Linked DNA regions of Homo sapiens: region 2 is linked to region 1. A link is an interaction called in ENCODE POLR2A ChIA-PET data of the cell type or tissue named here. Cell type or tissue: CD4-positive, alpha-beta T cell. All regions are shown on one strand. Each heading gives the region's core, and the rest is flanking DNA. Links, peaks and the distances in the headings are about the cores only. Region 1 overlaps ELF4 (E74 like ETS transcription factor 4). Region 2 holds the start of RAB33A (RAB33A, member RAS oncogene family).

Region 1 (14,838 bases), core at 4,813-7,312:
CTCATGCCTGTAATGCCAGCACTTTGGGAGGCTGAGGCAGGTGCATCGCTTGAGCCTAGGAGTTCACACACCAGCCTGGGCAACACAGCAAGACCCTATCTCTATTTAAAAAAAAATTAAAAAGAAAAAACCTCTATAAATAAATAAATATGCCAGGATGTTAATCATAGTTTTCTTTTCTTTTCTTTTTCTGAGACAGAGTCTGGCTCTGTCACCCAGGCTGGAGTGCAGTGGCACGATCTTGGCTTACTGCAACCTCCACCTCCCAGGTTCAAGCAATTCTACTGCCTCACCTTCCCGAGTAGCTGGGATTACCGGCGCCTGCCACCATACCTGGCTAATTTTTGTATTTTAGTAGAGATGGGGTTTCACCATGTAGGCCAGGCTGGTCTCGAACTCCTGACCTCAAGTGATCCACCCACCTTGGCCTCCCAAAGTGCTGAGATTACAGACGTAAGCCACTGTGCCTGGCCATAGTTTTATTTTCATTATGGAGTTTTGAATGATTTTTTTCCCCCTTTCTACTTTTTTGTATTTTCCAAATTTTCTTTCATGGGAATGTTAATTCTTTTTGTTGTTATTGTTTAGTCTCAAGATCTGTTTTGTGGATGATAATTCTTTTTTTTTCCCATGCAAAAAGAATGAGAATGATCCTCTCTGTGTAGTGTTCCTGAGGGATCCAGAGAAACAAAAATGGATAAAAGACCTTTGGATTTGGCCATGGTCAGTCACCCTGGCTAGATCAGTTTCAGAGCAGTGCTAGGGTCCCAGGCCAAGTTGCAATGGATCTCAGTGAGGACAGACTGAGGTAAGCAGTTGGGTATAGTGATTAAGGTCCCAGCATCTAGAGCTGTCCATGATGATATCCACTAGTCACGGGTGACTATTTAAATTTAGAGGTAAATAAAAACTTTGGAGAGCTTAAAAATTTATTTCTTCAATTGCACTAGCCACATTTCAAGTGCTCTATAGCCACGTGTGACTAGTGGCCCCATACTGGACAGCACAAACATAGAACATTTCCAGCATTCCAGAGAATTTTTTTTTTTTTTTTTGAGATGGAGTTTTGCTCTTCTTGCCCAGGCTGGAGTACAATGGCACAATCTCAGCTCACTGCAACCTTCACCTCCTGGGCTCAAGCAATTCTCCCGTCTCAGCCTCCTGAGTAGCTGGGATTACAGGCATAGGCCACCGCCGCTGGCTAATTTTTGTATTTTTAGTAGAGACAGGGTTTCACCATGTTGGCCAGGATGGTCTCAAATTCCTGACCTCGTGATCCGCCTGCGTTGGCCTCCCAAAGTGCTGGGATTACAGGCGTGAGCCACCGCACCTGGCCTCATTCCAGAGAATTCTGTTGGATTGTGCTGATCTAGAGCCAGAGTGCCTGGGCTTGAGACCAAACTCTGCTGCTCACTAGCATTGTGACCTTGGGCAAGTTACCTAACCTTTCTGTGGATCAGTTTCCCCATTTATAAAATGAGAGTGATCACATGATTGACCCCCTAGGATTGTTAAAACAGATCAATACACATAAAGCACTCAGAGCAGGGCCTGGCGTAGACTAAGCTCTCATTAAGTGTTAGGTATCAGAGGTTTCTAGGAGACTGGTAATGTTTTATTTCTTAATTTGGGTGGTGAGGGCCTGGGTGTTCATTTAATACATGTCTACATCTAAATATGATTTATGCACCCTTTTGCATGTATTATGTATTTCAAAATAAAAGTAGCTTCCTAAAAGGAGTGAAAGGGGCTGGGTGCGGTGCCTCACACCTGTTGTTTTTCTTTTTCTTTTCTTTTTTTTTTTTGGAGACAGAGTTTTGCCTCTTGTTGCCCAGGGTGGAGTGCAATGGCTCGATCTCGGCTCACTGCAACCTCCACTACCGGGTTCAAGTGATTCTCCTGCCTCAGCCTCCCGAGTAGCTGGGATTACAAGCATGTGCCACCACGCCCAGCTAATTTTGTATTTTTAGTAGAGACAGGTTTACTCCATGTTGGTCAGGCTGGTCTCGAACTGCTGAACTCAGGTGATCTGCCTGTCTCGGCCTCCCGAAGTGCTGGGATTACAGGTGTGAGCCACCAGCCTGACCGGCTCACACCTATTGTAATCCCAGCACTTCTTGGGAGGCGTGAGAGCAGAAGGATTGCTTGAGCTCAGGAGTCTGAGACCAACCTGGGCAACATTGTGAGACCCCCATCTCTACAAAAAATACAAAAATTAGGCCGGGCATGGTGGCTTACGCCTGTAATCCCAACACTTTGGGAGGCCAAGGCGGACAGATCACTTGAGGTCAGGAGTTTGAGACCAGCCTGACCAACATGGTGAAACCCCCTCTCTACTAAAAATACAAAATTAGCCAGGCATGGTGATGCACGCCTGTAATCCCAGCTACTTGGGAGGCTGAGGCAGGAGAATCGCTTAAACCCAGGAGATGGAGATTGCAGTGAGCCGAGATCGTGCCATTGCACTCTAGCCTGAGCAACAAGAGCAAAACTCTCTCTCTCTCTACACACACACACACACACACACACACACACACACACACACACACAATTAGCCAGGCGCAGTGGCATGTGCCTGTTGCCCCAGCTACTTGGGAGGCTGAAGTGGGAAGATCACCTGAGCCTGGGGAGGTCGAGGCTGCAGTGAGCCATGATTGTGCCACTGCACTCCATCCTGGGTGACAGAGTGAGACCCTGTCAAAAAAAGAAAGAAGGAAAGAAAAAAGAGTGAAAGGCAGGTAATAAAGTAAAAACAGAGTGTGGAGACTACCCTGGGGGGAAGAAAGGAACTAAAAAGGTATAAAAAGATGCAATTTTGAAGGTGGGGGCAGAAGGGAGGGAAGGTTTTCTTTTAGGGTTGGGACACCTGAAGATGTTCAAAGTTGAGGAAAGAAATCTGAGGTCTAAAAGATACAAGAGGCCAGGCGCGGTGGCTCACGTCTGTAATCCCAGCACTTTGGGAGGGCGAGGCGGGTGGATCACCTGCGGTCAGGAGTTCGAGACCAGCCTGCCCAACATGGTGAAACCCTGTATCTACTGAAAATACAAAAATTAGCTGGGCTTGGTGATGCGTGCCTATAATCTCAGCTACTCCAGAGGCTGAGGCACAAGAATCGCTTGAACCCAGGAGGCAGAGGTGGCAGCGAACCCAGATTGTGCTACTGTGCTGGAACCTGGGTGACAAGAGCGAAACTCCATCTCAAAAAATAAAAATAAAAAATAAAAGATACAAGAGAGAGGAAGTGATGGATGGTTTGAGGTCTTAAGGGATGCAGGAGAGAACAGATTAAGTACAGAGGTTGGGAGTCACCCTTGCAAGGAAAAGTAACATTTCTTTCTCCTGGGCCAGTGGGAAGGAAACAAGAACAGGAGATGTTACAGATAAAAAGAGAGAAGGGAGGGAAATTGAGGGCGTCCTGGGCTTTGAGCTTCTCTGTGGATTGGAGGAGAGGCTGTCCGCTGAGGGTGGAGGGATAGGTTGGAAGGTAAGAACTGCTTCTGTGAAAAACAGCCTCTATGAAGAAAAGAAACAGTTGCTGAGTGGACTAGAAACAAATGGAAAATGACAAGTAGCATTGAGAACTCATGTATGGTAGATTTTTCTTCCTTTCTCCTTGTCTGATGCCTTCCACGAGGCTAGGCACACCACATATGTTCAATAAAATTGAGCTGCTTTAAGGCAAGGAGGTAGACGGAAAGTTCAAAGTGCTCAAAGGCCACTAGGGGGCAGGCTTTGGTAGGCAGCTAGAGATTGGACAGTTTTCCATCCTCACAGGATTTAGAATAGAGAGCATCTGAGTTAGACTGGAATGCCCTTTGGAGATAATCCAGTTGGATCGCCTCTTGGTGAAGATGGGGAAACAGCAGTCAGATAGGATAGGGGTCCAGGCGTGGTGGCTCACGCCTGTAATCCTAGCAGTTTGGGATGCCAAGGTGGGTGGATCACTTGAGGCCAGGAGTTGGAGACCAGCCTGGCCAACATGGTGAAACCCGGTCTCTACTAATAATACACAAAAATTAGCCGGGGATGGTGGCAAGTGCCTATAATCCTAGCTACTTGGGAGGCTGAGGCAGGAGAATGGCTTGAACATGGGAGGCAGAGGTTGCAGTGAGCTGAGAACACGCCACTGGACTCCAGCCTGGGCGACAGAGTGAGACTTCGTTTCAAAAAAAAAAAAAAAAAAATAGGGTAAGGGACAGGACTTGCTCAGGTGACATTGTGGCCAAACTGGGATCGGAACCCAGGGCTCCTGACTCCTAATCTTCCATTCTTTCTACTGTGCCTGGATGCCTCTTCTCTCTCCATTTTATGGAAGAAGGAGAATGGAGGGTAGTGATGAGTCTGCCAGGACACCGTTCAATGGGTACATACATCTAAGTGCACAGAAAACGTGCCAGTGTAGGGAAGGTATGGAGCAGTGGGGACCTCAGTGAGCACCAGAATCCTGTCCTATTTTCCAACTTCCTCCCACCAAAAGACCTCATTTCCAGCTTGTCCTGAATCCTCAGGCTGGGGCCAAAAAGACGACTCTGAAAATGTCAGGGCCTGGACACCAGTCTACAGTTCAGCTGGCAGTGCTCATTCTTGCTATGTGGCTGTCCCCACAGCTTTCTCACTGTGACACTTTGAGAGAAGAGAAGTGGCCGAAAAATGCATCTGATGGTCAGTGTACCCCTTATGCGTTTGGTCCATGTTGCTGACTAACCAACAGCCCAGCTGATGTACTTAGCAGATGTTTGGCTGGCTCAATGATTGCATGTGGGCAACCAGCTCCCTAAATGACTGCCCGGTGACTCCAGACCAGCCTCATGAGTGACTGGCTGGCACGCAGGCTGGCTGGCAAGCAGGGCCAGTGCCCTGAGCATAGTAGGTGCTTGATGGATATTTGCTGATTGGCTAGCTGTGCAGCCAGCTGGCTCCCTGGCTGTCTGCCTGGCTGTCTGTGTCTATCTGATTGTCCACAGGGGCTAACTGTGCTCTGTTCTCTGGGGCCATACCTGGTGGATATCATCATCCATCCCGTTGCTTGCGAACTCAAAGATCAGGTCACTGGGCTGTAGGGTAATAGCCATGCTGTCTTTTCAGAGAGCTGACAACGGGATTATCAGAGCCCTCCAGAGCTGTGGGGCTTTCTTGATGAAGGGACAATACCCAGGTACTTTGGAGCCTAGAGCCTACCCCCTGAGCTGCAGTAAAATAGGGGGTGGAGAGAGCTGGAGTAGGTGGTGGCCTAAGCCAGGCTCAAGGCTGCATTCTGGGCTGGACCAACCACAGGAGCGACCTAGAGAGAAGGGAGAGATGGGGACAGTGAGTAAGTCACCTTCCTTGAGCTCTGTTGCCAGAACTGCCTATGAACCAGAGGGACCCTGCCATGCTAAGGCAGACTGCCAATAGAGGAGTGGCCGAAACGGGAGGATGATGAGAGAAGAAAAGCGACAGAGAAGAAAGAGGTCAGGGAAAGAAAGAAGGAGAGAGGAAGTCAACTGAATGGCCTCCAGTGGGAAGTGGCTGAGTGTTGGTGCCCGTCTGGGTCACCAGCATCGGCATCTCGCACTAGTCCCAAAGATATGCAGCCTCCCTCCCTGCCTCCTCCCCTTCCCCTGGAGAAACTGCCAGATGGAGGAACTTTGCGCTCTCTCCACCCTGAAGACTAATCCCCAGGGGGAGTCAGGGCGCCTGGCCTGGCCTCGTGGACGAGGCAGCAGCATGGAGAATCCCTGTAACTCCCTTGGCTTGGGGAAGAATCGTGTGAGGGGCTGAGTGGGGGCCTGTGGGTATCTGTATACCCACTCTGTAGTGCTCTTCTGACTCTGCCTGGCTCCAGGTGAAGTCAGCCTAATCTTACCTTGGGAGTGGGGGCCAGTTAGCTTTGAGGGGCCACATCTACAGAGGAAGAAGTGGGGGTGGTCACACCCATGCCTGCCTCGCTGTGGGGGTTGTATTGTGTGAGGACCAGCAGTGGCCTTACCCTGCTCTCAGGGATGGGACTCTCAGATGGAGCCAAGCCTCCAGAGAGCCTGGAGACTGGGGGACAGGTGGGCCACATACCCTGTTTTCGTCAGCACCCCCCTCTCACCACTACCGCCGCCACCCACCAGAGAGCGTGGCCTCTGTGCTGTGTGTGGGTTTGTGTTCTTGGTTTAGCTTTGCTTTCAGTTTCAAGAGTGAACTGTCACCCTGGGAACTGGTGAGGAGAGCCCCGACTGGAGGAGGGGCAGGCGGAACCTTCCCCATCCTCTGGGGCTGGCTCAGGCCCCTTTTCCAGGAAATCTTCTGTGTCTGCCGCAGCCCAAACACACCTCCTCTCGCCCCACGTGCCCTCAGCGCTCACGGTGTCACATGGCGTCCGGGCCTGCATTTGTTCCCCCTGTCGCCACTCCTCAGGGCTGTCAGTGCCCGGGCGCCTCATCTGCGTGTTGTGGGTGGTCACACCCAGGCCTGCCTCCCACAGCCCCAGCCCTCCCACCTCCCTCCTCGCCAGCCAGCTCTGCTCCTCCACCCCATCACTGGAGCTTCTCCACTTCCAGGCGCCACGTCTTTGGTCCCCTGGGCTCGGTTCTGAGTGTGTGGATGTGCGTGTGGGTGTGTCCATGCACCATAGCAGAAGCCACACACTGCACTCCACCTCCTTGACACTCCCTTGGCAGTGCCGGGGTGGGCAAACCTTATCCTGGCCCGGAAAGAAATGAGGAACTTCAGAGAGGGGCAAAGGGGAGGAAAGGGAGGGGGACCACGGTGACCTCCCTGATGACCGCTCTCCCCCACAGGAGACACCCAGGCCTCTCCTACTTCCTTTCCGTTAGCCCACAGGGCTGGCCGTGCCTTTGCCCCACCCCCACCCTCACCCTCACCCCCACACCTTTCCACCCACCCCAACAAAAAGTCGGGAGAAGTCGCTCAACTCAACCTCTCAGGTCTGAATTTCCCTTTGGACGAGTGAGAGGCTGAGTACTGGGAGGAGGCGCCTGGGAAACTGCAGCCCTTGCCCCAGGTTCACTCCTCCCACCACCACCCCACCCCCACCAGACCCTGCCTGCGACCCATTCTCCACTGGTCTGTGAAGCCTCCCAAGGCCATTTATGCTTGGAAGGTCTGTCCCCCCTGCCCCCCCAGCCTAAGCGCCCCAAGGCTTGCATTCCACAGCAGCTCCCGCCCTCCCACAGGCCTTCTGCCTGCCCCCAGGAAACATTCTCATACTAATCAAATTAAAGGTGATCACTTTCACCTAATCCCACTTTGTCTAAACATGAAACTCCTGTGTGTGTCCCTTCCCCCAAGGTCACTCGCTGTAGCCCTTCCCTTCGGGCTTGCTCATCTCTTCTTTCCAGATCAGGATTTCATGTTTGCGAGTTCACTGCTGGTGCTGTCTGCCTGGGCTACTTTTATGTACCTTCCTTACCTCCCCCATAAGACAGGGGCTTCCTTGAGGGCAGCAACAACTGTGTTGGACATTGATGAAACCTTAGCACCTTGCATCATGTATGGCATGTAACAGACACTCAATTTGTGTTTGTGGAATGAATGAAGGGATGAATGGGTGGATGGGTGGGTGGGTGGATGGCTGGATGGATGGCTGGATGGATGGATGGATGGATGGATGGATGGATGGATGGATAGATTGGTGGTATGGGTCAGTCAGCATCTGTGAGGTGTGTTTTCTGGGCAACGTTTATCTGTATACGGTGGATGCGGGTAGGTGTCACGTACTCTGCCTTACACGAGAATGAGCAAAATGTGCATACCTTCTGGGGTGACCTCTGTATGTTTTTGCATTGTCATTTACCCAGGTGCGCTATTTGCGTTGGTTGTGGGTGTGCAAGCGCACTGTAGGTATATGTGTGTGCAGGGTGTGTGCATGTGTCCCAAGCGTGGAGACGTGTGCACGAGAGCCTCTGTGTGTCAAAGGGCTGCCCTGGTCTGGCCAGCAAAGCCGCAAGCTCAGTTGTCAGTTCCTCCTCCGGGCCAGCCTCAGCTGCCTTCGTGAGAATGACAAACCTGAGCTAATGCTGGCTGGAAGTGGCTGTGCTGAAGATGGGGGTGGGGTTCTCAGGAAGAGAATGCCAGGCCCAGCTAGATATGTGGCCCATGGGTCCCGGGGATGAGACCCCCAAAGTCCATGTGCCAGGGAGCTGGTGGGGGAGGGAGGCAGCCAGGGCCCTGCACTGCATTGAATGGAATCCTTGGTCACCAATGCAGAGAGGTTTGAAATCAAAGAGAGACGATTCCCAGGGCATTCTTTTCTGTGTCCACATATTGAGGTAGCAAAATCCAGGACTTGGTGGGTGCAGGCTTTGCTGCCTCGGGATTGTGAGGTATTGTGAAGCTATACCCAGCACCCGAGGCTCATCCTGGTGATCGTCTACCCTGAGCCTGAAGCTAAGGTCTTGAAGGGGTGGAGGGGGAGGAAGTAGCTGTCCTACTCTTTTGGCCAAGGCTGAGAAACCATCCGCCCTAACCGTCCAGTCCAGAAAGTTTCCCCCTCCCCCTTGAGATGTTTGAGGATTTGAAAGTGAGAGGTGGAGAGAGGCTCATTTGCATGTTCACTCACTCTCCCCAGCAGAGGAGTGAACCCCCCCTTCAGTCCTTCAAAATAACCTCCTTCTCCCAGGAACCCGAAACCAAAGATGCCACCATCATAGGAGGTGCGCCCTGTGGGCCAGGGAGGCCCCCACCAGGGGCTCCCTTCTCCAGTGGGCCCTTTGGCTGGGACGCAGCTTCAGTAGCCTAGAGCCCTGGATGCTGCCTCCCCAGCAAGTAGACAAATCAGGGAGCACACACGGACACTTGGCTCGGGGAATTGAGGAGCCTGTGAACCCTTAGTAACTGGTGGTGAATTCCCCTACCCTGCCCCATGCTTGCACAGCTCACAGCTTGCTCCAGTCACAGTCCCCTCGCAGGGTGGCAAGAGCTCCACTCCCTTCACACCCTTTGAGGCCCTACAGGGTCTCTGACTCCCAGCGCCTGTCTTACTTGGGCCAAAAGCAAAGCCTTTGCGAGAAAGTATGTGCCCCTGGGTGCCCTCTGAGTGTATGGACCTTAAGAGGGAGTGTGCAGGCAAAGGCGCCGACCTCCTGGCCTGCAAATACACACCTCTGTGGCTCTGACTGCATTTCAAAACCGAAGCAAAATAGAAGTGGTTTGGGCTGCTCCTGTGTCACAACTCGGCCCCCTTTAGATGCACAGACCCTTCCTGGGGCTGTCACTGAAACATACCAAGCAGTGTCCAGCAACCACTCATCTGGGCCTCCCTTACAGGAAATAGCCCCAATGTGAAAGCCACGTCCACAGTCTCCGTGGAGTGAGTTTAAATCTACACCCTTTCAGCTGAGCCAATGGCTCTCACAGAATTGCTGGTAACACCCGTGGCATTTTCGCACATGCCAGGAAACATGGAGGCCAGATGGTCAGCTGGGCCACAAAGCACAATTCTCCTTCTCCGGTTCCTTGTCCCCTTGGAGCCAGCTCTCACTCCTGAAATACCTCATCCTCCATGAAACCTTTCTGGAATTCTCTGGAAAGGAAGTGACAATTTCCTTCATGCCATTTCCCACTCCCTCAACACCCCTCCCCCACAACCACAAGCAAAATGGAAACTACCCCAGGAACAGCTGTACCCTCGACTGAAAAACAGCCCGTCCTCAGGCGAATAGTCATCAAGCAGGGAACTGCCTGCTGTACCATGTGACCAGTGGCGTGGATTTAAGAGACAGAAGGCCAGAGTCAGGACTATATCCAGTCTGTAGTCCTGAACAGAGCAGAATTCACCCATCCACAGGACTTGAACCCCAAACCTCAGTCCAGTTATGGCTGGACTCCAATGAGTGAGCTAACCCTCCTACTTAAGCAAATGCCCAGTGAAGGGGCCCTAGTCACCGCTATTTTGTCAGCTCTTTCTCCTATTCCTTTCTTTCTACCAGCCACTCCATTTGAGATGAAACCAGGAAGAGGGAGGGAAAAAAGAAAGGTTTTGCAAGCTCTGTTGGTTGGGGTTTCTCTGTGCTTATTTACAAGAAACCCAGTTTCCTTCCTTGCTCCTCTGTCACCACCTGATTCCAGCATAGGGTTTCTCCCAACTCTGATGGTGAGGTGGGCCCAGGGTTCTTCCCCAGTTACAGCCCCCGCTCTCACACCCTGCTCAGCTCGCCTCTTCCCCTACCTTCTTTGCAGGCCTTGATCTGTCCCAGAGGAGGAGTGATTAGATGGCAGGTCCCAGGCAAAGAGATGCTTTTTCCTCTTTCTCCAGGGGACCCACAGCCCACCCACAGTGTAGACTGCCTAGGGCCGGGGAGGAGGAGGGAGGCGTTCTGGCTGCATCCTAGCAAGATGTGTGACCATGGAAAAGTCGGCCATCTTTCTGGGCTGTGGTTTCTGTCATCCTTCGAGCAGGTGAGGGTTGTGAGTAATCCAGGCTTAGCAGGTGCTCACCAGGGAGTCTCGGGTGAATAAAGATGGCAGTGGAAAAGCACTTTGAAAATTAAAAAGCGTTCATCCAGATGATGAGTTTCAGGTGACCTCCCAGAGAGCAACAGGGGCTGTGGGCCCCATTAAGCTCCAGACGGTGGACCCCACTGGCTCCAGAATACACAGGGTGGGGCTGGAGGGTTCCAGTTGTTGGGTGGCAAGGGGCTGACTCCTTGCCTGGGCTGGGGACCTGGCAGGGAGGGAGGAGCAGGCTGCTGCGGCTGGTGCAGCGCACTGGATCCCCTGTCCTCACCCCGCCCCAGCACTTTGGGTTGTGGTTATGTGGCAAGAAAGAGCACTACACTACAGAAGCCCCATAGGGGAGGAAGAGGAGGGGGAGGGTTAGTGACAAAGAGAACCTATTTCCCCAGCTGCTCTGAGAAGGCCAAAAGAGCACCCCCTGGAAGTGCCTGCGGCCACCACATCACCATCTCTAGTGCTTCATGCACGAAGCACAGGACAGTGGCACTAAGCCAATGACGGGAGAACCCACTGCAGGAAAAGGGAGAAACCCAAGTGTGGGGCAGCCACTAAACCCCAGTATAACGGTCTGCCAGCTCCAGCCTAGGAGAGCCCCCAGAAGCCCCTGCAGATCCTAAGATCATCGGCTTTCCAGCTAGAAGCCCCAGCTCTGCCTTGGGGTTGAGGCAGGTCACTTTCCTCTTTTGTAAAACAGGGATCTCCTATTTAGCTCAAGGGGTTGTTGCAAAAGGCCAATGAGCTAATGTAGGCAAAAGCTCTCTGTTAGCCCGAAACGTGTTTTTCTTTTTTTATTTTTTGAGACGGAGTCTCACTCTGTCACCCGGGCTGGAGTGCAGTGGCGCGATCTCGGCTCACTGCAACCTCCGCCTCCAGGGTGTGCCTCAGCCTCCTGAGTAGCTGGGATTATAGGTGTGTGCCACCACGCCCGGCTATTTTTTTTATTTTTAATAGAGATGGGGTTTCACCATGTTAGCCAGGCTGGTCTTGAAATCCTGACCTCAAGTGATCCACCCGCCTCAGCCTCCCGAAGTGCTGGGATTACAGGCGTGAGCCACCGCGCCTGGCCAGTGTGTTTTCCAATTCCCTGGTCTGATTCGTTACTCTGGGGCTGTGGTAGTTCATTAAACATTTAGCATGTCTTTACCTAGATATAGAGGAAGAAAGGGAAATGGAGGTGGCGGGATGAAATGAAGGCTGAGGGGACAAAAGCAACAAATATAAAATGTATGGTAGAGAGAAGAAACCAGTTTGATTAGAGGGAGAGAGGAACATTGCTTGGGAAGCTGGATAAGTGGATCCCTGGAACTGTGGAATGAGAACTTAATATGGAAAGCGACTGTGAGTTACTGTAGATTCTTGAGCAAGGGAGGGGCATAACAAGCAGCCCTTTAGGAAGGGCAGTTTGGTCTGGGTATAAGAGTGGGTCTGAGGCAGGAGAATCACTTGAACTCAGGAGGCGGAGGTTGCAGTGAGCTGAGATCGCGCCACTGCACTCCAGCCTGGGCGACAAGAGTGAACACTCCATCTCAAAAAAATAAATAAATAAATAAAATAAGAGTGGGTCTGTGAGTGGAGGAGATGGAGGGAGACCAGGTAGGGTAGCTGGAACCAGGAGGTGAATCCCAGAGCCACCCCAAAGTAAAGAAATTGATGGACTATGGGGAGATACAGTAGCTGTAGAGACCCCAAGATGTGCAGGGTGTTCTCGCTAAGAATGTTAAAAGATATTGCCGGGTGCGGTGGCTCATGCCTATAATCCCAGCACTTTGGGAGGCCAAGGAGGGTGGATCACCTGAGGTCAAGAGTTTGAGATCAGCCTGGCCAACACAGCAAAAGCCCGTCTCTACTATAAATACAAAAATTAGCCGGAGTGTGGCGGCGTGCACCTGTAATCCCAGCTATTCGGGAGACTGAGGCAAGAGAATCGCTTGAACCTGGGAGGGGGAGGTTGCAGTAAGCTGAGATCGCGCCACTGCACTCCAGCCTGGGTGACAGAGCGAGACTCCATCTCAAAAAAACAAACACTGACTAGAGACTAATTAAATTCATTAGTGGGTTTTTTAGAAGCTGGGATAATCTATGTTGGTACCCACAGGATATTAAGTCAGATAACTTTTATTGAAGGGACAGTGTTCTTTGTCAAGGTCCCTGCCAGCCCAGTGTGTGTCCTAGAAACTAACGTGAAGCCTCCTTGCTCAGATCTGGAACTTTCCTGGGCAGCAGGGGCCATGGTGTGGTTGCTGCCTGCTTGGCACTGGCTGCCCCTCCCAAATGCGCCCTTCTGCCACTGGCCAATCCCCAGGCCAGCAAAAGCAAAGGACAGTACTTCAGGCACAAGAGCAGTACTCCAGCATCCCTTTCACAGAAGGGAGGGGTGCCAGAAAGGATGAGGTGGGAAGACAGCCTACCAGGGCCTGGCCAGACAGGGAGGGCAGCCTCGGCTCCAGAAGTCATCGAGAGCTCCTGGGGTTCCTCCTTCTCTCTCACCGGCACGATTAAAACCTCTCCTCAAGTTAGAAGGCCAGGTGCGGTGGTACACACCTGTAATCCCAGCACTTTGGGAGGCCGAGGCAGGTGGATTGCTTGAGCTCAGGAGTTCGAGACCAGCCTGGGCAACATGGCAAAACCCTGTCTCTACTAAAAAAAAAAATACAAAAATTAGCCAGACGTGGTGGCACACGCCTGTAGTCCCAGCTACTCAGGAGGCTGAGGTGGGAGGATCGCTTGAGCCTGGGAGGTGGGGGCCCCAGTGAGCTGAGATCGCACCACTGCACTTCAGCCAGGGCAACAAGAGTGAGACCTCAGCTCAAAAAAAAAAAAAAAAAAAAAAAAAAAACACCTCTCCTTGAGTCAGAGTCCCAGGATATCAAAGTTATAAGAGACCTGAAAGATCATTGCATCCATCCCTCTTATCATCCAACTTCTGCTACCATAGGAGAGGAAGTGACTTGCTCAAGGTGACACAGCTAGTTGCACTGTGACTCCCAAGTGACTCTTCTTCCTTGCCTCCTTCCTTGCTCATTGTCTCCTGGCATCCTCAAAAAAGCAACCCTTTCCTCTGGCAAGAACACACAGCAGTCAAAGATTCAGGGCTGGCCAATAACAATGAAGCCACGGCTGGGCGTGGTGGCTCATGCTTGTTATCCCAGCACTCTGGGAGGCCAAGGCGGGCAGGTCACTTGAGGTCAGGAGTTCGAGATCAGCCTGGCCAACATGGTGAAACTCTGTCTCTACTAAAAAATACAAAAAAATTGTCTGGACGTGGTGACTCATGCCTGTAATCCCAGCACTTTGGGAGGCCGAGGCAAGCAGATCACCTGAGGTCAGGAGTTCAAGACCAGCCTGGCCAACATGGTGAAACCCCATCTCTACTAAAAATACAAAAATTAGGGCCAGGCGTGGTGGCTCACGTCTGTAATCCTAGCACTTTGGGAGGCCGAGGCAGGCGGATGATGAGGTCAGGAGTTCAAGACCAGCCTGGCCAATATGGTGAAGCCTTGTCTATAATAAAAAATACAAAAATTAGCCAGGTGTGGTGGCGCCCTCCTGTAGTCCCAGCTACTCAGGAGGCTGAAGCAGGAGAATTGCTTGAACCCGGGAGATGGAGGTTGCAGTGAGCCAAGATCACGCCACTGCACTCCAGCCTGGGCGACAGAGCAAGACTCTGTCTCAAAAAAAAAAAAGAAGAAGAAGAAGAAGAAGCCACACACATGCAGGGCACATTGAACCTTCACAGTGCCTTCCCCACCTCCACAGTGCCTTCCCCACCTCCACCTCCGTGCCTGTGTTCACACTGTCCCCCAGGCCTGACAGGCCCTTCTTCAACTTCTGCAAGCCCAATGCCCACAAGTCCTTCAAGATCTGAAGCAAATGTCACCTTCTTTTCAAAGCCTTCCCTGCTTCCTCCCCACCTGGCACACTCTCTCCTCCTCCTCATGACACCTTAGCTTTACTTCTTAGACCAAAGCAGGGGTTCATAAACTATGGCTCATGTGCCAAACCCAGCCCTGCGGTCCATTTTTAGACGGCCCATGAGCTAAGAATGGGTTTTACATTTTTTAATGATTGGGAAAAATCAAAAGAAAAATATTTCCTGACATATAGTGATTTTTTAATATATGTATTTTTTGAGACTGGGTTTTGATCTGTCACCCAGGTTGGAGTGCAGTGGCACAATCATGGCTCACTGTAACCTCTGTCTCCTAGGCTCAAGTAATCCTCCCGCCTCAGCCTCCCAAGTAGCTGGAACTACACGTGCACGCCACCGTGCCCGGCTAACTTTTTGTATTTTTTGTTGAGACAGGGTTTTGCCATGTTGTCCAGGTTGGTCTCAAATAAACTGGCTCAACCAATTCTTTGTAGGAAAGGTTTGCTGAATGCTGGACTAAAGGCTT
Region 2 (14,838 bases), core at 4,776-7,275, 95 kb after region 1:
AGCTTCCCCCCCTTCTCCTAGCCTCTGTGTGGCCCTCTCCCGCGGCGGGCCTTCCCCATTGGCCAGCCAAACACAACCGACTGCGGCAGCCAATAGGAGCCGCTCTCCTGAACATTCAGAGGATGGGTGCGCGTGGTGTGATAAGGGGATGTTGGCGCCTGGTACGCGCCCCCCTACATCTGGCAAGTCTGTAACAGAAACAGTTACACCCCCTACACACGCACACGCGTGCCCGCTGGCTCCCTCCTCTCAGCTGTACAGGCCCCGGACAACCCACTGCGTGTCTTGGCAGCGGCCTCCCAGGCTGCCTGGGGCCCGCGAGTGCACCTGCTCACTCATTAAGACAGAGCATCCCTTTATCCCAAGGCGCGGGTCGGGTAGAGGGTGGGGGTAGAGGGGACGGGGTAGCGGGGACCGGGAAGGCGCGGCTCAGCTGCCCGCTGCTCCCGAGGTGAAAGAGGTGCCTCCGCCCCCACCCCATCCCCGCAGAGTTGCGTTGCTCCAGGGAGGCCGAAGTGATCCAGTGATGTCTTAAGGTGCAGCTCTTTGTCCTCCCCAGCTGTGCTCCCTGCCCGCTGACCCCGTGCGCTCGAGCCAGTGGGGGTGGGGAGCCCGAAACCTATAACATAAACGGGGGCAAGGAGAAAGAAGTCTATCCCGGGGTGGCGTGTGCCGCTGTCCCCACCCCGTCTCTTTCCTCCTGAGGCTTCTTCCCTCGGGTCCGTCCCGGGAATGCAGGCAGGGGAGGGTGTGGGCCGAGGCGCGGCGGCGGCTGGAGCAGCGCGGTAGGGTCCTTCGCCAGAGCATCCGGTCCGAGGGCGCACACAGGCAGAAGGCTCGCGGCTCGTCCACTCTCCTCCCTCTCTCCTCCTCTCCCTGGCTTTTGTGTTGGTGCCTCCGAGCTGCAAGGAGGGTGCGCTGGAGGAGGAGGAGGGGGGCCCGGAGTGAGAGGCACCCCCTTCACGCGCGCGCGCGCACACGGTGCCGGCGCACGCACACACGGGCGGACACACACACACGCGCGCACACACACACGCACAGAGCTCGCTCGCCTCGAGCGCACGAACGTGGACGTTCTCTTTGTGTGGAGCCCTCAAGGGGGGTTGGGGCCCCGGTTCGGTCCGGGGGAGATGGCGCAGCCCATCCTGGGCCATGGGAGCCTGCAGCCCGCCTCGGCCGCTGGCCTGGCGTCCCTGGAGCTCGACTCGTCGCTGGACCAGTACGTGCAGATTCGCATCTTCAAAATAATCGTGATTGGGGACTCCAACGTGGGCAAGACCTGCCTGACCTTCCGCTTCTGCGGGGGTACCTTCCCAGACAAGACTGAAGCCACCATCGGCGTGGACTTCAGGGAGAAGACCGTGGAAATCGAGGGCGAGAAGATCAAGGTGATCCAGGGGGTCAGGTCCAGGAAGGGTGGGACCCGGGAGGGGACCTCGCCCGAGGCATAGCTCTAGCGGTTGTCGTCGTCCAGCGTCCAGCGCGTGGCGGTTTCGCCTCTTGCTGAGCCGAGGACCCTCGGCTCCTCCTCACCCCTTTTCACCTCTCTCAGCGGGGCCCCGTCCCCACTTCACTCAGTTTTTTAGGGCGGTTGAGAATGGGGTTGCATTCTTACCCTTAGCCCCTGCCTGACAGGTCCTGCCAGGAAAAGCATGTTGGATTCCCATCCATGACCCCTACCCCGAGCAGCGGCACCTGTGGGCAGAGGGAGGCAGGAGGCATCTGTGGGTCCTAGTCTCTGGGATGGATCCCAAAGCACTTTACACATCCTGATGTCTCTTCTACTGCTTGGGTGCCGATAGGCTGCAAAACCCCACTTTGGCTAAGCCTCAAGGCGTTAGAGGGAAGGAAATGATGGAAATCCATGGAGAATGAAAAAGCTGCTTTATTTTAAATTGCAGTTTATAGTTAAAAAATTAGGGCTGAGTTGAGATGGCGGTGGAGTGGGGTGGTTCTGGCAGAAAGCCATGAGCCCTTTTAAAGAAATTGAGGCAGGGTCCAGCCCTTCGTAATAGACAAAACTTGTTTTTTTGTAACAGCCCCCCTGGAATGATATCTTCTTTACTTGTCTGGGGCATCTAATACATGAACTGCTCCTTATTCATTCTGTTGGTATTGTCTTCAGGTCTTTGTAAAAATGCAGTGACTTAACCGAGGGCCAGGGGAATGTTCAATCCTCCCCCTCCATGAGTTTATGTAATAGGCTAAGTGCAAATATTCTTGTCTGACCATTTGTGCTCACCTTTAATTCAGAAAAGGTAGAAACCTGATATGACAGGAATATGTCAATGTGCAGGGGATGGCGGGAGGGAGGACATAACAAGGGCAACTTCTTGTGTCATGGGGAGCAGAGGGGGGCCTCTATAAAGGCACTGGGATCACTGAAGACAACTCCTCTAGGCTCACAGCTGGCCTTTCCTTGAGCGTATGGTTGGACCTTAGACAGAGTCAGGGGTGACAGTAAGCCTCCTTCTTGCTGGTCAAACTGCCAAAGTGACCACAAGGCCCCTCCTCTGAGTGACGTGGAGAGAAGGGCTGAGTAACTGATGAAACTGATGAAACACTTGAAACTGTGCGAGACTCCTGACTCCTTGATTATTAAAATGAACGTGTTCTAAAAATGGCTTCAGAAACTAGGCCAACTCACTAGATGTCAGGAAGATGGACAGCTCAGTACTGATAAGGGAGAGCCCCAGGGTAGGAAGATAGAACATTATTTTGAAATCGTGATCTTTTTTGCCCCTTGCATTTTGGAAGGGAAGTGCTACATTTCCTTTTAAAGTCAAAGGCGGTATCTGTCTCTGTCCTTTCCTGGGGCTGTTGACATTTGCTTGGTTAAGACTTCCTCTAGTGTGTCTAGCTTCTTTAATGTAAGGCTATAAGATTCTAGAATTTCTAAAACATGACTTTGTAATCCAAAGTAGAAATATCTTTACAGATGGGCTCTTAAACCTCAAAAACCTAATGCTCCCATTTGCTTAAAATCAAGTGCTACAGTGAGCCAAAGAGTTCCCTGGATTTAAAAGGTGGGAAATAAGTCCATCTGAAATTTAGATGGAAAAAATGAAGTGTTTGGGAATCTAAAGAAGGAGGGAGGAAGAAGCTAGAAAGTGAGGGATGACAGATGAACACGAGTGGAAGAGTCACCACCCAGTGGCCTTGAAGGAATTTTTAAACTATTCCTTCTCTTCTAACACCCCAGTACTTAGCCAAACTGGACTTTACAGTCTCTGGCAAAGATTCCAGACTTTTTCCCAGAGGGCAGAGCCTGTGACAGTGTGACTCACTAGAAACAGAGCTCAGCACAACACCACGTGCAGATAAGTGCTTAATACAGGCTTTTTTGGGGAAGATGATATTTTCAAGGGGACAAAGCCTTGTGACACTGCTCATGGAGGAGTCCTCTGAGGGCAGATTCCAAAGGAGCTCAGAGTGGCGTGTGGGAGTGGGGAGATGGTGACCCTGCTTCTTGTAAAGCTGCTGCAATCTCAGGACCATGCTGGCAGGCGAGAGACCAGCATGTCTGTGGGAAGATGGCAGAGCCTGGCGGCTAGCACGTGATCTAGATAAGAGAAGATTTGGCCTCGCACTCTGGCTAGCCTGAAGTTGTTCAAGGAATACATGCCAAAGCCATGCTTGGAGATGACTGCCAAGGGCTTCGTCCTTTGCGAGAGAGAGAAAAGTCCAGTGTGACAGTCCGAGGTCTGGCCTAGACCATGGCCAGCAATAGAAGGCTTTTGGGCTGTAACATACCAGCCCTTGGAGGAGAGTGGTAGAGAGGTCTCAGCCAGCTCTTCTCAGTCTAAGAGCAAGGGTGTGGCCTCTTCTGGGCTGCCTGCCTGTGTCCCGGGGTAGCACATACATGAACCCCTGCTAGGGACAACTGATTTGGTGTAGTTAGAGCCACACTGTAATTAATTATCAAGGCCATCCCTAGGGTATTGAAGCCCCATTTGCTGTCTCCAATCATTATGTTCCCCACCCTCACCCCATCAAAGCATTTACAATTGAGTCCTGATGAACTCAATTGTATGAACATCAAGAAAAGCCTCCAATGAGTAGGCAATAATAATAATAATAATAACAACTATGTATTGAATAAGCAAAGAGCCCAGGCTAGGCACTTTACATGCATTATCTTATTTACTCCTCACAGCAGCTTTATGAAATCAGCAGTATTGTTATCATTCCCATTTTATAGATAAGGAGACTGAGGCTAAGAGAGATGAAATAACCCAGTGGCACATGGATCTGAGCTTCAGCCTTTGACTCTTGAGCCCAAGCACTTCGCCACCTCACTATCCTACCTTTCCTGTTACAGGGCCACGATTTCAACCCAGATTCAGAGACCATGCCCTTTACCACTGCATTTCACTCTACAGGACAATATTCAGTCCCCTAGATTGGGGGAGTTTGACAGGGGGAGATAGAATGCCAGGCAGCCAGTCTTGCTCTTTCTTCTAGGCCAGGGACTTAGGGTTATAGCCCAAGGCCCCCAGGAGCCTTTCAGATGTCTCCTTCAATTTGTATCCAGGACACACAGAACTCAACTGGGTTTACTTTTTTTTTTTTTTTTTTTTTGAGAGGGAGTTTCACTCTTGTTGCCCAAGCTGGAGTGCAATGGCACGATCTCAGCTCACTGCAACCTCGGCCTCCTGGGTTCAAGCAGTTCTCCTGCCTCAGCCTCCTGAGTAGCTGGGATTATAGGCACCTGCCATGATGCCCAGCTAATTTTTATATTTTTAGTAGAGATGGGGTTTCACCATGTTAGCCAGGCTGGTCTCGAACTCCTGACCTCAGGTGATCCACCTGCCTCGACCTCCCAAAGTGCTGGGATTACAGGCGGGAGCCCTGGGTTTACTTTTTGCACCTTGATTATCTCAACTCAGGTGTGAGATGCAGAAAATGTTCAGAGATAAAAGAGATGTTACAGATTCTGTGATCCAGTGTCCTCCTCTTGCAGATAGGAAACTGAGACTCAGAGAGGGAAAGTGACTTGCCCAAGATCACACAGGGCCAGGCCTAGAACTCATGTCTCCTAATTCCCTTTCTGGTGCTCTTTCCACACATCATGCTGCCTGGCACAAAATCCTCTCTCCAGCCTAGCTCCATGGTCCATCCAACCCACAAGGCCACCTATGACAAGAATCCAGAGGGACATCATAAGAGATAGCTGACAGTCTTTCCTGACATCAGCCTAGGAAGGGTGGAGGCATCCCCCAGCCCCCAAAGGAAGAGTGGAGCTTCCCTTAATGACTATGATGTGTCTGTCACCTACAGATGTAGCTAAATTTATTGAGTCTGTCTCCTAAATGCATTGGAAAATGCCGAATAGGGGTGTGTGTGTGTGTGTAGAGAGGGAGGGTATGTAGTAGAGGGGAGGCTAAGAAACTAATTTTTGAATCATTCTTTGTATATTTGCATGGAAGCTTCACTTCTGTCTATAATAGTTTGGTTCCTCCCACAGGCTGGGCACTCCCTGTGCCCCAGCCCTGGGGACAAGACAAACTGCAGGTCAGCTGTGGCTATGGGCAGGTACAGCTCAGGACTGTGAGTTTCTGTTCCTCTACTGATCACTGGGGGAAAAAAAATACCTTCCTGTGTTACATTATCAAGTGGATGGAGGCTGAGCTAAGTGTTCCTTGGAAGCTGCCTGCAGTCAGAATGACATCATTTCTTCCTTAGGGCTTCTGAGCTTCTATCTTCTGCCAGTTAACTTAATGGTTAATTATCCATCAGTGTAAGTTTCTCTGTCTCCCTTGCTGCTTCTTTCTGTGTGTGAGTTTCTCTTTGTCTCTGTCCTCCTTTGCCATTCTCTGTGTCAGCTTTGTGTGTGGATCTTAGATGCAGATGGGACAGTCCAGCTAGTTGAAAACAGGTTTCTTTTAAACTTTTCCCATCATCCACTGGGGCATGCTCCAGAGGTTACAGATGTATTTGTCTCCTTTTTTTGCACTTCTACCCTCCCCCATCGGCCTCCAACAAAAGCACATTCATGCCTCATCTATAGAAAGATGCCAGTTAATGTTTCCTAGGGAAAAGAAATCCCCCTGTCAGCTAAGAGCACATGCAGGGGGTTGGGGGCTTGCTGAAGCTCGCCCAGAAAATAGTTCAAAAGGTTAGATATCTCTTTGGCAGTTCCCCATGCTGTGCCCCTCCATCCTCCTCCAGCACCCCATCAGTTCGGGCCTGCCCCCGGCCACCCATGGCATGTTGCCAGTATTCCTCTCTCCACCCCCTCCCCACTGGATGGCCTTTAGCTCTGTCTCACCTTCGAGAAGCCAAGCTTTCTGTGATTTCCAGGATGAGAGACCAATGGACCCAAGGAACCATACCAACAGGAGAGGGCTTGATGGCCTTTCTGAGACCAGAGCAACAACTAATATTTGCAGAGTGCTTGACATTTTCCAAAAGTCCTTTCTCATGTGTTATTTCACTGGATCATCCCAGCAACCATAGGAGGATCAAGGTCCCATTGCAGAGATGAGAAAAACAAGGCTCAGTTCAGGGAGGTTAAAAGACTTGTCTGGCATTTACTCAGCTTCTGAGCAGAAGAGCTGGGATGCTTGCTGCCTTTCCAACAGTGCTTGCTCAAGTTGTTGCCCATCTAGACTTAATGGTGGAGGTTTCAGGCCATGAAAGAAGGGAGAGTGTATATTAGGCACTGGGTCACATACTTACAAGGACTACTAATCCTCATAGCATCCCTACCTGATTACTATTGTTATCATCACTTTCCAGATGAGGACACTGAAGTCAGAGAAAGTAACTTACCTAAGGACACCTAACTTATCTAAGGACACCTAACAAGTCATGTACTAACATGACTTGGGCCGAGATCTGCACCCAAGTTGATTTGACTCCACTATACCCCATTGGCCATCTGACAGAAACAAGGATCTGGGGTACATGTATGTGGCTGTGGCTAAGAGGCAGTCTTCACCCCCATCCACTGTATGGATATGGTGCCCACAGGAAAGGAGGAAAGGGTGAGAGGAGAGGCAGCTGCGAAAGAGGAAGGAGATGCTTTCACTGCTTGGCAGGGGCCAGGGGTTTATGAAGATGCTGAGAAAGGAACACCTAACTCTCAAACAAAATGAGATCACTGCTAGGTAAGGTGGCTTGCCAGCACTTTGGGAGGCCGAGGCAGGATGATTGCTTGAGCCCAGGAGATCCAGACCAGCCTGGGCAACATAAGGAGGACCCCATCTCTATGAAATAAAAAAAATATGAAAATTAGTTGGGTGTGCTGGTGCGTGCCTGTAGTCCCAGTTACTCCGAAGGCTGAAGAGGGAGGATTGCTTGCGCCTAGGAGGTTGAGGCTGCAGTGAGCCATGATTGCACTGCTGCACTCCAGCCTGGGTGACACAATGAGATCTTGTCTGGAAAAGAGAGAGAGAGAGAGAGAGAAAGAGACCAGGCGTGGTGGCTCACACCTAGAGTCCCAGCACTTTGGGAGGCCCAGGTGGGCAGATCACTTGAGCCTAGGAATTTGAGACCAGCCTGGGCAACATGGGGAAACCCCATCTCTACAAAAAATACAAAAATTAGCCGGGTGTGGTGGTGCATGCCTGTAGTCCCAGCTACTCGGGAGGCCAAGGTGGGAGGATCACCTGAGCCTGGGGAAGTTGAGGCTGCAATGAGCCGAGATCATGCCACTGCACTCCAACCTGGGTGACTGAGCGAGACCATGTCTGATTTTTTAAAATTAATTAATTAATTTATTTATTTATTTTTGAGACAGAGTCTTGCTCTGTCGCCCAGGCTGGAGTGCAGTGGCGCCATCTCGACTCACTGCAAGCTCCGCCTCCCAGGTTCACGCCATTCTCCTGTCTCAGCCTCCCGAGTAGCTGGGACTACAGGCGTCCACCACCACGCCCAGCTAATTTTTTGTATTTTTTAGTAGAGACAGGGTTTCACCGCGTTAGCCAGGATGGTCTCGATCTCCTGACCTTGTGATCCACCTGCCTCGGCCTCCCAAAGTGCTGGGATTACAGGCGTGAGCCACCGCGCCCGGCGATTTTTTTTTTTTTTTTAATGAGATCATTTCATGTGTTTAGGGAGCCTGCCTGCTGTGATCTTCCTTTCTGATGGTTCTGAGGCCACACCACTGGTTCTTCTATTTTCTGCTGCGAGCAGCCTGCTTCCTGGCTCCCCTCTCACGACAGACACGTCTGCAAAGAACTCAGGGTGGGGTTTACAAAGAGCTGGAAGGGAGCAGTGCCTGCAGTTTAAATTCGGAGCCTCCAAATAAAAGCTTCAAGGCTCCCAATAGTGTTGGAAAGACAGAGGAGGTCTCCAGCAGAGAGGGCCCTCCTGGCAGTTCCGGCAATTTGGGCGGCATACGCAATTATGAAGCCAAAGAAAAGCCAAATGGCCAACCTCACTCAGCCTCAAACACCTCACACACTCCCACCCGTGTTCCTGCTAGTGGCAGGTATTTTTAGAGTCCTGAGCTCATGGTGTTAAAGCATCTGCCACATGCCTGAGGGCTGGTAGGGATTCAGACTTCTTCAGAGGCAAAAGGCAAGAGTGAAGACTCCTGGGGGGTGGGGGGAGTGGGGATCAGGAGCCAAGTGGTAATGATATTCCTGGGCTATGCCTGCTGTCTTCCTACTGACCTCCATTCCTCCTGTGGTCTGCTCTCCCTTTCTTCCTGTTCGGAACACCACGGAGAGGTGGAAGAAATGAAAATATTTTCTGTCTCTTGCTTGCAGAAGCAAATCAGTCTTTGAGGACTTATGTTTTTTCTGTGTGATCACAGTCAGACGTTCTCTCTGAAATCCCCTTGGCACATATCTAGGATGCCAGACTGCTTGTAGTTTTAGTGGTTCAGGCCATCACTGCCTTTTGATAATGTGTCTGCTGCTGATAATGATGATGATGACAACCTCAGTGACGAGTGTGGTCTGATGCAGAAAAAGACTGCTTACAGTCTTGCTGGAGAGATGCCAAGAGCACTGACGAGACAATTAGAAAACATAAATCTATTCAAAATGGTATGATGCAGACTCAAAGTGCAACAGAGATTCCTAAGAAAAGAGAATTGAAGGGAAGTTGGCGAAGGTTTGAGGAAGAAGCCTGAGGCGTGAGCTTAACCTTGAAGAATGGGTGAGATTTGGATAGGGCAATGAGGGGGCAGCTGATTCTATAGGGGAGGAGTGGACTAGCATGACCCAAAGTACAGAGGAGGGAATCAACCAGGTGTAGCTGAGTAGTTTGAAACCAGGTTGGGAAGGGTCAAATTATGGCAGACAGAATTCCACATGTGGAATCCATGTGATGCCACATACAGTAGAGGGCTGCAGTCGTTTCCTGAAGAGGTGAATGGCATGCTGATACAAGCAGGGATTGACTAAAGCTAGTCAGAAAGCCAGTATTCAGAGATCGGGCACTGGGGCTCACGCCTGTAATCCCAGCACTTTCAGGGGCTGAGGCAGGTGGATCGGCAGTGATTGGGCCTCCCAACATGCTGGGATTACAGGAGTGAGCCACTATACTCAGACTCCAATTTATTTTTATTTATTTATTTTTTATTTTGAGATGGAGTTTAGCTCTGTTGCCCAGGCTGGAGTGCTGTGGCACCATCTCGGCTCACTGCAAGCTCCGTCTTCCGGGCTCATGCCATTCTCTGGCCTCAGCCTCCCGAGTAGCTGGGACTACAGGCACCTGCCACCACACCCAGCTAATTTTTTTATATTTTTTGGTAGAGACGGGGTTTAACTGTGTTAGCCAGTATGGTCTCGATCTCCTGATCTCGTGATCCGCCCGCCTCAGCCTCCCAAAATGCTGGGATTACAGGCGTGAGCCACTGCGCCCTGGCCTCCAATTTATTTTTAAGTTCACTTTTTTGTTACCTAAGGTCAGGAGTTTGAGACCAGCCTGGCCAACACGGCAAAACCCCATCTCTACTAAAAATACAAAAATTAGCCAGGCGCAGTGGCACACGCCTGTTATCCCAGCTACTTGGGAGGCTGAGGCAGGAGAATCGCTTGAACCTGGGAGGTGGAGGTTGCAGTGAGCTGAGATTGCACCACTGCACTCCAGCCTGGGCAACAGAGCAACAGTCCATCTCAAAAAAAAAAAAAAAAAAAAAAAAAAAGCAAGCAAGCGAGCAGTGTTCAGGAGACCCTGCAATGGAAACATCCACAATCCAAAATACTTTGCTCTAGTCCAGGAGTGAGGAGAGGAGAGGCTGGCCGAGGGCCGAGGGACACAGAAATCAGAATAGAAGAAGGGTTCAATCTGAAGGTCTTGCCAGAGGAACTTGGAAGCTGTGTCAATAGAGGGAGATGACGGGGAGCCTGGACAATGAAAACTGATATTCGGAATGATGACTCTAGGGCCCTGTAAAATCTTCACTCAGCCGACAGATTCAATTATATTTACTAGATTATACTTACTGACTGCTAACTCCAAATAAAGGCTATACTTCGTTTTAAGAGCCATAGCAGTCAATTAGTGGCCATAATCAAATTTTCTTTGATAACTGAGAATTGTATAGGGCCTTGGGACCATCATTCTGAGCATGAATCTCCCTTGTCCAAGACGTTGGATATATAAAGGGAAATAGATTGGGCTGAATGTATATCTCCTGGGAGTTATGTCTTTGCATATGTTACAGATAGCAGCTTTTTCTTCATAATTTGGCCTTTATCCCAAAAGCTGAGATACAGAAGAAAAATCCAGTGAATTAAGTTCCTTTTACATAACCAAAAAGTGAACTTAAAAATAAATTGGAGGCTGGGCATGGTGGCTCACGCCTGTAATCCCAGCACTTTGGGAGGCTCGATCATTTGAGGTCAGGAATTCAAGACTAGCCTGGCCAACATGGTGAAACCCCATCTCTACTAAAAATACAAAAATTAGCTGGGCATGGTGGCGCACGACTGTAATCCCAGCTCCTCAGAAGGCTGAAGTGGTAGAATCTCTTGAACCCAGGATGTGGAGGTTGCAGTGAGCTGAGATCACACCACTGCACTCCAGCCTGGGCGACAGAACAAGACTCTCATCTCAAAATAATAAATAAATAAATAAATAGGGCTTGAAGGTGAGATTTTAATACTAACTTTGTTTTCTTTAAAAAGTTATTCAGGCTAGTGGCTCATGCCTGTAATCCCAGCACATTTTGAGGCCGAGGCAGGAGGATTGCTTGAGGCCAAGAGTTCGAGACTAGCCTAGGCAACATAACAAGATTCTGTCTCTACAAAAAAAAAAAAAAAAAAATATATATATATATATATATATATACACATATATATAACATATATACACACAATATATATAACATATATATGTAATATATATAACATATACACTATATATAACATATATGTAATATATATAACATATATATGCATACTTGTAGAAGAAAATATGGAAAAATATTTAAAAAGAAGAAAATAAATATCACTATAGTCTCATTGCTGATAAATAACCATTAATGTTCTGATGTGTACACTTCCAGTCTGTGCTTTGCATATGTTTATGTTTAACGTTTCTTAAAAAAAACTGGGACCATAGCATATGAAAACTTTTGAGGCTGGGCGTGGTGGCTCATGCCTGTAATCCCAGCTCTTTGGGAAGCCGAGGCAGGCGGATCACCTGAGATCGGGAGTTCAAGACCAGCCTGACCAACATGGAGAAACTCCGTCTCTACTAAAAATATAAAATTAGCCGGGCGTGGTGGCACATGCCTGTAATGCCAGCTACTCAGGAGTCTGAGGTGGGAGAATTGCTTGAACCCAGGTGGCAGAGGTTGCAGTGAGCCGAGATCGTGCCATTTCACTCTAGCCTGGGCAACAGGAACGAAATTCTGTCTCAAAAAAAAAATAAAAGAAAAGAAAAAAGAAAAATTCTGTATTCTGCATTTTCACTTACTTGTATTTTGTGAGCGTTTCTCTTACAATTTAGTCTTTGAAAACATTATTTTTAATGGCTGCATAATATCCCACTGTACGGATATATTTTCATTTTTGTTTATTCTTTTTGAGACGGAGTCTCACTGTGTTGCCCAGGCTGAAGTGCAGTGGCCCGATCTCGGCTTACTGCAACCACCGCCTCCCGGGTTCAAGCAATTCTTGTGTCTCAGCCTCCCGAGTAGCTGGGACTATAGGTACACACCACCAGGCCTGGCTAATTTTTTTTGTATTTCTAGTAGAGATGGGATTTCACCATGTTGGCCAGGCTGGTCTCGAACTCCTGACCTCAGATGATCCACCTGCCTCAGCCTCCCAAAGTGCTGGGATTACAGGCATGAGCCACTGTACCTGACCCCACTGTATAGACATGAACTTTAGCTATTCCTTTTCTGATGAGCATTTAGGTTTTTCCTGTTTTAAAAAAATTCTCAGTGGCTCAAGCCAGTAATCCCAGCACTTTGGGAGGCTGAGGCAGGCGGATCACGAGGTGAGGAGATCGAGACCATCCTGGCTAACACAGTGAAACCCCATCTCTACTAAAAATACAAAAAATTATCCAGGCGTGGTGGCGGGCACCTGTGGTCCCAGCTACTTGGGAGGCTGAGGCAGGAGAATGGCGTGAACCTGGGAGGCGGAGCTTGCAGTGAGCCGAGATGGCGCCACTGCACCCCAGCCTGGGTGACAGAGCGAGACACGGTCTCAAAAAAAAAAATTCTAAATAACACTGTAAGATATTAGTACAGAATTTTGACCACATCCCTATTTCTTTTGTATAGATTTCTGGAAGTGAGATTTCAGGTCCTAAGAGTTATGAACATTTTTGAGGTTCTTGATAATATTGCCAAATTGCTCTCCAGAAAAGTTGACCAATTTACATCCAGTTTTTCAACTAAAAATCTTAAGATTTTTTTCAACTCAAGATTTTCAGTTAACAATCTTAAGAAAAACTTGACAAATCCTGAAACTTCTCTTTATGCTTTGATAAGTCCATTCTGCTCATCTGTCAAAGAACCACTTCCTGTGTCACGGCTTGTCACTTTTTTTATTTTTTTTGAAATGGAGTTTTGCTCTTTTTGCCCAGGCTGGAGTGCAATGGCGTGATCTCGGCTCACTGCAACCTCCGACTCCCTGGTTCAAGCAATTCTCTTGCCTCAGCCTCCCCCGTAGCTGGGATTACAGGCATGCACCACCATGCCCGGCTAATTTTGTATTTTTAGTAGAGTTGAGGTTTCTCCATGTTGGTCAGGCTGGTCTCAAATTCCTGACCTCAGGTGATCTGCCCGCCTCAGCTTCCCAAAGTGCTGGGATTATAGGCGTGAGCCACCGCACCCGTCCTGTCACTTCATTTTTATAGTGCTACAGAACCATGTTTTCTCCTCTCTGTTCATGTTCCCTTTTCTGACTCCACCTTTGGGTTTTTGTATCTTCCAGGTTCAGGTGTGGGACACAGCAGGTCAGGAACGTTTCCGCAAAAGCATGGTCGAGCATTACTACCGCAACGTACATGCCGTGGTCTTCGTCTATGACGTCACCAAGATGACATCTTTCACCAACCTCAAAATGTGGATCCAAGAATGCAATGGGCATGCTGTGCCCCCACTAGTCCCCAAAGTGCTTGTGGGCAACAAGTGTGACTTGAGGGAACAGATCCAGGTGCCCTCCAACTTAGCCCTGAAATTTGCTGATGCCCACAACATGCTCTTGTTTGAGACATCGGCCAAGGACCCCAAAGAGAGCCAGAACGTGGAGTCGATTTTCATGTGCTTGGCTTGCCGATTGAAGGCCCAGAAATCCCTGCTGTATCGTGATGCTGAGAGGCAGCAGGGGAAGGTGCAGAAACTGGAGTTCCCACAGGAAGCTAACAGTAAAACTTCCTGTCCTTGTTGAAACCAAACGATATAAATACAAGATAAATTATCACTGGAGTTTTTTCTTTCCCTTTTTTCTGTGCCTGCATAATGCTGACACCTGCTTGTTTCCATACAAATTGATATCAAAATAAAATTTGTATAGATTATCACATGGCTTTTTGTCTTGCTTTCCTCCAAGACATTCCTGATTGTGATGAGCAGAACAGGCAGTTTGCCCTACTAGAGTGATATTCTCCATGCCAGTGGCACACTCCCTACCAGCTTTCTAGGCTCTCTGAAATTCTCATCGTTTGAGTCACTTCTTCAGGACTAATTCATTCTCTCACTCAGTGTAATCAGTGGGCAGAAACACCCGGTGGGGTTGGGACACAGGCCAGATATGTTTTTCTAGAGAGCAAGTGCAGGTGGAGTGATAGAGAAGTCTTGAAAGGAGATGTGGACTCATCAGTATTTCCTAGGTTCCCTAGATATGTGCCTTGAATGTCCAGATAGACTACTCTCTCCCTATTTTCCAGTTTAAAAGTAAAAAGTATGGCCGGACGCAGTGGCTCACGCCTGTAATACCAAGACTTTGGGAAGCTGAGGCAGGCAGGTCACTTGAGGTCAGGAGTTAGAGACCAGCCTGGCCAACATGGCGAAAACCTGTCTCTACTAATAATACAAAAATTAGCCAGGCATGGTGGCACATGCCTGTAATCCCAGCTACTCGAGGGCTGAGGCAGGAGAATCACTTGAACCTGGGAGGCGGAGGTTGCAGTGAGCCAAGATTGTGCCACTGTGCTCCAGCCTGGGTGACAGAGTGAAACTGTGTCAAAAAAAAAAAAAAAAAAGGAGAGTTGGTCCAGTGGGCCCAATTACTTCCAGAATAGTTAGATTCTGCTTCCCATTTTTCACCAATCAGTCTTGAACCCTAAGGCTGTTCCGACTGTGACCCCCACCCCCATTCTTTCTTGGATGGGCAGGGCTCAAGCAACAAATATCTATCATGTCCCCAGACCTTTGCTAGGTGCTAGGGAAGAAATGTTACAAGAGGACACATTCTCTAT

What was found. Peaks named below come from ENCODE experiments on the same cell type or tissue, not always from the same donor. Only the 100,000 strongest peaks of a DNase experiment are listed, where the experiment ranks them.
Region 2: POLR2A ChIA-PET joins it to region 1 with 6 read pairs; 15 of 35 experiments call an interaction of 5 or more read pairs at or near these places.

What each region holds. Positions count from the first base shown.
Region 1 is chrX:130,076,258-130,091,095 of GRCh38, forward strand. It overlaps ELF4 (E74 like ETS transcription factor 4), which reads right to left. Exons shown (of 9, transcript NM_001421.4): 2 at 4,999-5,282. The coding sequence starts at 5,073. Among named protein-coding and RNA genes, the nearest start is that of ELF4, 27 kb to the right of the region's middle. RefSeq lists a silencer at 3,598-3,892 and enhancers at 5,837-5,986, 6,137-6,366, 6,797-6,846, 8,567-8,826, 10,401-10,570. In CD4-positive, alpha-beta T cell, for the core only: a CTCF peak has its summit at 6,070; a DNase peak (open chromatin) is centred at 6,234; H3K4me3 peaks cover 1,401 bases; H3K27ac peaks cover 1,570 bases.
Region 2 is chrX:130,170,933-130,185,770 of GRCh38, forward strand. RAB33A (RAB33A, member RAS oncogene family) reads left to right here and starts at 1,030. Exons shown (of 2, transcript NM_004794.3): 1 at 1,030-1,388; 2 at 13,353-13,938. The coding sequence starts at 1,131. The coding sequence ends at 13,808. RefSeq lists silencers at 184-243, 414-493 and enhancers at 613-1,567, 5,650-5,719. In CD4-positive, alpha-beta T cell, for the core only: no CTCF peak of the experiment used is centred there; no DNase peak of the experiment used is centred there.